Regions from separate parts of the Homo sapiens genome. Here region 1 is linked to region 2. Evidence: read pairs that join two places in POLR2A ChIA-PET (ENCODE). Cell type or tissue: B cell. All regions are shown on one strand. Links, peaks and the distances in the headings refer to the core of each region. The heading gives the core; the rest is flanking DNA.

The links. ChIA-PET counts read pairs that join two places held together with the same protein. Peaks named below come from ENCODE experiments on the same cell type or tissue, not always from the same donor. Only the 100,000 strongest peaks of a DNase experiment are listed, where the experiment ranks them.
Region 1: POLR2A ChIA-PET joins it to region 2 with 10 read pairs; 2 of 35 experiments call an interaction of 5 or more read pairs at or near these places.

The regions. Positions count from the first base shown.
Region 1 is chr22:35,253,158-35,256,067 of GRCh38, reverse strand. All of the region lies in intron 2 of LOC105373017 (a long non-coding RNA gene), which reads left to right. It also overlaps a transcript of HMGXB4 not described here. Among named protein-coding and RNA genes, the nearest start is that of HMGXB4, 2.9 kb to the left of the region's middle. In B cell, for the core only: no CTCF peak of the experiment used is centred there; no DNase peak of the experiment used is centred there.
Region 2 is chr22:35,375,439-35,378,348 of GRCh38, reverse strand. No RefSeq gene overlaps it. Among named protein-coding and RNA genes, the nearest start is that of HMOX1, 4.2 kb to the left of the region's middle. RefSeq lists enhancers at 767-1,006, 968-1,515, 613-1,812. In B cell, for the core only: no CTCF peak of the experiment used is centred there; a DNase peak (open chromatin) is centred at 1,178; H3K4me3 peaks cover 816 bases.

The DNA.
Region 1 (2,910 bases), core at 113-2,612, 120 kb after region 2:
TGATTCTGTTTCTTACAACTGTGAGATGCTGAGATGTTAAAACACCTGAGATAAAGTTGCTGAAATCATTTGCAAAATGTAACTGCAAATACTTAATAAAAGTAGCATGGCCTTTTTCTCCGCAGCTCCCATCCTACTCACCAAAAAGACAGGCAATGAGTTTCACCAAAAGGTGTTAGATTGCATTTCTGGGACACCCTGCCTGACGTTAGGCTTCCCTTTGAGGCATTTAAGAGCCCTAATGATGTATTTCCTTTTTGTTCTTCAGAGCCCTAAATCCATTGGTCAGGATGATTTCAGTTGTGACAGAAACCCATTTCCATGTGTTTCCCCAGAAGAGGGGAATTTATTGGCTCACATGATTGAAATTTCCAGTACCTGCAGACATGGTCACTTCCAGGGAGGTAACTCAAGCTGGTCCTTTGACGTGTCTGTGGTGCTCTCCTCTGTTAGCTTTATTCTCAGATTCAGGTGATGACTCCAGCAGCTCCAAGCTTCATCATCTTTCCTGCTAGCAGTGTCCCTGTGGAGGGAGGTTTTGTTTGTTTGTTTTGAGACAGGGTCTTTCTCTGTCACCCAGGCTGGAGTGCAGTGGCACGATCACAGCTCACTGCAGCTTCGACCCCCTGAGTTCAAGCAATCCTCCCACCTCAGCCCCCCAAGTAGCTGGGACCACAGGTGCATGCCACCATGCCCAGGTACTTTTTGTATTTTTTGTAGAGATGGGTTTTTTTTGTTGTTTTTTTTTTACCATGTTGCCCAGGCTGGTCTCAAGCTCCTGGACTCAAGCAATCCTCCTGCCTTGGCCTCCCAGAGTGCTGGGATTACAGATGTGAGCCACCATGCCTGGCCCTGGAAGGAGTTTCTTTTTCCCTTTTGCTTTGGCAAAAGTCATGGGATTGATTCTTATTGCCTGAATTAGATCATGTGTCCAGACAAAAAGCAATCACTATGAGTAAAGGTGTGGAGTCTGCTGCTGCTGCTGATTGGTTAAATTAGGTCATCTGCTTACCTCCAAAATTAGGTTGGGGTAGACACAAAGAAAATCAAGGGTTGCTGTCAGAAGGGTGAGTGCATGTTAGGTAGGCAAAAACAGTAGCTGTCCCCACACTCTACCACTAGCTTGGACCTAAAAGCCTTATGAGTCCTATTGGTCCCATTTCTTCTTTTAGTCCACCTGAAGATGGAGCATATCAAGTTCTTGCTCATTTTAAGCTCCTGGAGACCTGAAGTCAGATCTCTCCTCAGCCTACTCACTCAATCACAAAATGCTATTAACTTGCTCCCAGTCTTGGATCATTGCACTTCCATTTATTAAACAGATATTTATTGAAAACACAGCATGTGGCAGGTACTGTCTTAAGTGTTGGGAATAGAACAGTGAACAGAATTGAGAGTCCTTGGCCCCCAGGAGCTTACATTCCGGTTGGGTTGGGGGACACAAAATTAAGATATGAATACTACATTCAGTGATAATCAGAGGTGGAGAAAATAATGCCAGGTTGGCTACGAGAGTACCAGCAGGGGATGTGGGTAGGAACAGCTTGTTCTTTAAAACAGTAATCAGGGAGGCTTCTCTGTTGAGGTGCACACCGGAGCTAGCTCAGCCAGAAGTGGGTTGGTGGTGGGAGCCAGGAGATCATAGTTCCTTGAATGTATTCAAGTGCTTCCTCTGTACCTTGCTGGAAAAGTATTCTTTGCTGACTATCTTTCATAGTTCTCTTGCATTTTTGAAACTTGGAAAGACAGAAAAGAGGACCCTCTGGGCAGGCCTAGTCATGGTGGGGTTTGTGAATAAGAATGCCTTTTCCCATGGCAAGTGAGGATAGCATCTAGCATATGTGAAGAGGGGGCACTCCCTAAGTGTGGGGCAGTTCTCTGGTCCACCTGATCTAAGGAAAACTGCCTGGTGCCTGGCAGCAACAGGTGGGGCCTGTCAAATTGTGCTTGGTTTGGACATCTCTTTCTTCAGGCCACTTTTCTGTGCTCTTCTCTTTCCAGATGTGTTTTGAGCAGCGTCTTTGTCTTCGGTCTGATGGGAGGATGCCATCCTGGGTACATACATTAGGCCAGGGCCTTTTGCTAGAAGTGACAGGACCTAATTAAAACTACCTTAAGAGACAGGCAGAGGGACATACCACAGATTCTCAGTCTGTGTGTATGCCCTAAATTGCAAAATTAAAAAAATAAAGAGACCAGTAGAAAATATGTAACTCATGTAAAAAACAAAACAAAACAAAAACTACTCAGAGCCAGAGAGAAGCAGGCCCTCTGGACAGCTGGGTCCGGGGATTCAAATCCTTCCCTCTTAACTCTGTTCTCTCAGGCTGGCAGTCCCTAGGGGCCTGGAATCATGGCCACAGGTAGCCCAGGCTTACATCTTTATAGTCTCCTGACCAGAGAGGAAAGAGCATGTTCCCACATCAGCAACACACATACACACACACACACGCGCGCGCGCGCGCGCACAAAATCCAAGAGAAGAACTCCAATTGGCTGGGATGGGGTCATGTGATCATTCAGTATTGTGATAGTTCCTGGGATACCACAAAGTTGCAATAGGACATTAGTCCTTCTATAAAAGAAAGGGGATCTATTCTGGGAAGACAAATAATAAATGTCCCCTATGGTGAAGCAATGATACTTGTTTTCCTGCTTTTGAGCAACTTATTATCTTCTGTGTGTATGTGTGTTTTGTGGGCAATGTAAAACAAGTCTAAGTCCATAATTACTATGGTACAAATGTAAAAGAAAAATGTGCCCCAATAGATGGGCCATCTCTCATTGGGCTATTACAATAGCTTCCTAATGGATTTTTATCTTCAGGGCCCCTTCCCCACTTCGAAGTCCATCCGCCATTGCTGTCAGGATAAAGCACTGCTAACATGAGCTTATACTTCAGCTAATGAC
Region 2 (2,910 bases), core at 212-2,711:
GTCCCCACAGTCCTGACCACCACACTCCAACCCTTCTCACAGAGGGTCCAGGAGTTTAGGGGAGATGAGTTTGCGTGTATAGATCCAGAGTCTGTCCATTCAGCGACCCTAGAGGGTAAAACTCATGAGATCTGAACCCTTTTTATTTAACACAGGGAAGCAGGGACCCCAAGAGCAGGAGGGACTTGGCCAGGCTATGCCCCCCATTGGAAAGAGAACCTCCAGTGACCCAGGGTTCCTGGCTGCCGGTCTGGGCTTGCTTTCTTTTCTAACTGTTCTCTGGGAGCCCCAGACTTCGTTAGAACAGCCCCCCACACAGTGGGTTGCTGGGGTGCAAGAGGCCAGGCCAGAGTTGTTCTGGTCCTCTAGGCTGTCCCAGGGCTGAATTTGTGGCCCTTTCGCATGCTGATTCAGCCTCCTGACTTCCCCTTCTTTTTAGTCAAGCAACAGGATGATCCAAATGCTATTCTCTCTCCTCCTGCTGGGCCAAATAAAAGCCCCTTAAAGGTGTCCACATTCTAATCACCAGAACCTGTGAATAGGTTACCTTTTTGCTACCTTACATAGCAAAAGGATCTTGCAGAAGTGATTAAGTCAAGGATGTTGAGATGGGGAATTATCTTGGATTATCCTCTTGGGCCTTATAAGAGGGAGGCTGGATGGTTGCACATACAGAAGGTGACAAAGAAAGCAGAGGACAGAGAGAGAGACTGGGAGATGCCATGCTGCTAGCTTTGAAGATGGAGGATGAGGCTGGGCACGGTGGCTCATACCTATAATCCCAGCACTTTGGGAGGCTGAGGTGGGCTGATCACCTGAGGTCAGGAGTTCAAGACCAGCCTGACCAACATGGTGAAACCCCCATCTCTACTAAAAATACAATAATTATCCAGGCAAAAAAAGTAGAGAACTTTCTCCTGCTGGAGGCAGAAGAGATGAGGCAGATGCAGAAGTCAGAGAGATGTGAAGCATAAGAAGGCCTCGGTGGATTGCAACATTAAATCAGGGGCAGATTGAGGTGGACTTCACAGGGTGGGAGCTGGGGGACCCAGCAGGGGAAAGGCACAGACTTAGAAAAGACAAACAAGAGGCTTCTGCCGTTTTCTAGAAGTTTCACTTCCTCCTGCCTACCATTAAAGCTGCCCTTTCACCTCCCACCTAAAGAGAAGCTGAGGAGGCACTGGTGACTCAGCAAAATCTAGCAAAATCCGCCTTCCCTTTGTTTCCGCGAGTCCCCCCTCCCAAACATGACGCAGCAGAAATGCAGCTGCACGAGGGGATGAGGAAATCGCGACTCAGCATTCCCAAGGCGCCTTCAGGAAACAGAAGTGGTTTGGGCAGCAGGGAGGGGGGCGGGTCAGTGACTCGCCAGCCCCTAACAGTGAAAAACAAAGGCGAGGCCCTGGCGTGGGAGGAATCATGGGGAGGCCTCTTGGCCAAGCTGGATGGTGGCTAAGGAGAGTGAGGAGACCTTGCCTGGATATTCTCCTCAAGCAGGGGACGTCCCCAGTAAATAAGGTCACAGACGGTGTCCTGACCACACCCACACCCCACACAGACCCAGAAAGAACATGTGCTCGATTCTGCAGGGCAGGGGCTCCAGTGAGGGTCTACAGCCTAACTGCTGTGTGACAGGCTGGAAAACAGCCTTCTTCAGCAAGGAAGACAAGCCCAAGTTATTTTTTAAAAATCCATAGACTGGGCCAATTGTGGTGGCTCACGCCTGTAATCCTAGCACTCTGGGAGCTGAGGTGGGTGGATCACCTGAGGTCAGGAGTTCAAGACCAGCCTGGCCAACATGGTGAAACCCCATCTCTACTAAAAATACAAAAATTAGCCGGGCGTAGTGGCAGGTGCCCGTAATCCCAGCTACTCGGGGGAGCTGAGGCAGGAGAATCGCTTGAACCCGGGAGGTGGAGGTTGCAGTGAGCTGAGATTGCACCACTGCATTCCAGCCTGGGTGAAAGAGCAAGACTCCATCTCAAAAAAAAAAAAAAGAAAAAGAAAAAAATCCATAGGCTGAAGTGCAAAACACCGAACCCTTCTGATGCCAAAACACCCCATAAATAAGGTTGAAACCCTACCAACAGACTGGAAGGAAGTGTTTGCCACACATATAACAGACAAAAGATGAACATTCCTAATAAAAGAGCTCGCCAAAGCAATACACACACACATACGCATAATGTATATAGAATTATATAAAATTCTAGAAAATTATGCAAGCTAGTCTAATTGGATCACTGGTTACCTAGTTGAAGTGAGGGGATTACCAAGGAGTACTAGGAAACTTGAGAGTGATGAATACACCCTTTATCTTGATTGTGGAGATGCTTTCACAGGTTATAAGTTGTGTCAAAATTCATCAAATTGTATACTTTAAATATGTGCAGTTTATTGTATGCCAATTATATCTTCATGAAGCTGTAAAACAGATTCTACACAGGCTTTCCTGAAGCTCTTCTCCTCACATTATGGACCCCTCCAGGGGCCCCAGTTGCCCCCACCTCCGTCCTGACTGTGAGCTCCTTGAAGTCAGCAAGGGCCATGTCAGATTCACCTTCTTATGCCCTTAGCACAAGCCAGGCTTTCACTACATATTTAATCAACGAGGCTTAGCAAGCAGGGTGAAATTCCCTGCCTAATATCACACAGCTCACCCGGGATTTGAGGCCAAGTGTGTCTGGCTCACTCAGATTCCACAGCATCGCTGCCCTAGGAGCCCCTGGGCCCGAGGCAGCAAAGGGCATAGAATGGCAACATCTTTTCCAAACATCGTGCAGCCTCTATTAGCACGTACCCAGTGACCGAAGACCCACAGCCAGACAAGAAGGCATTCTAGCCTTTGAAGGATGCAGACTACCAGGCCAGTCTTGCCAAAATGGAGCCTGACTATACCTCCCAGATCTG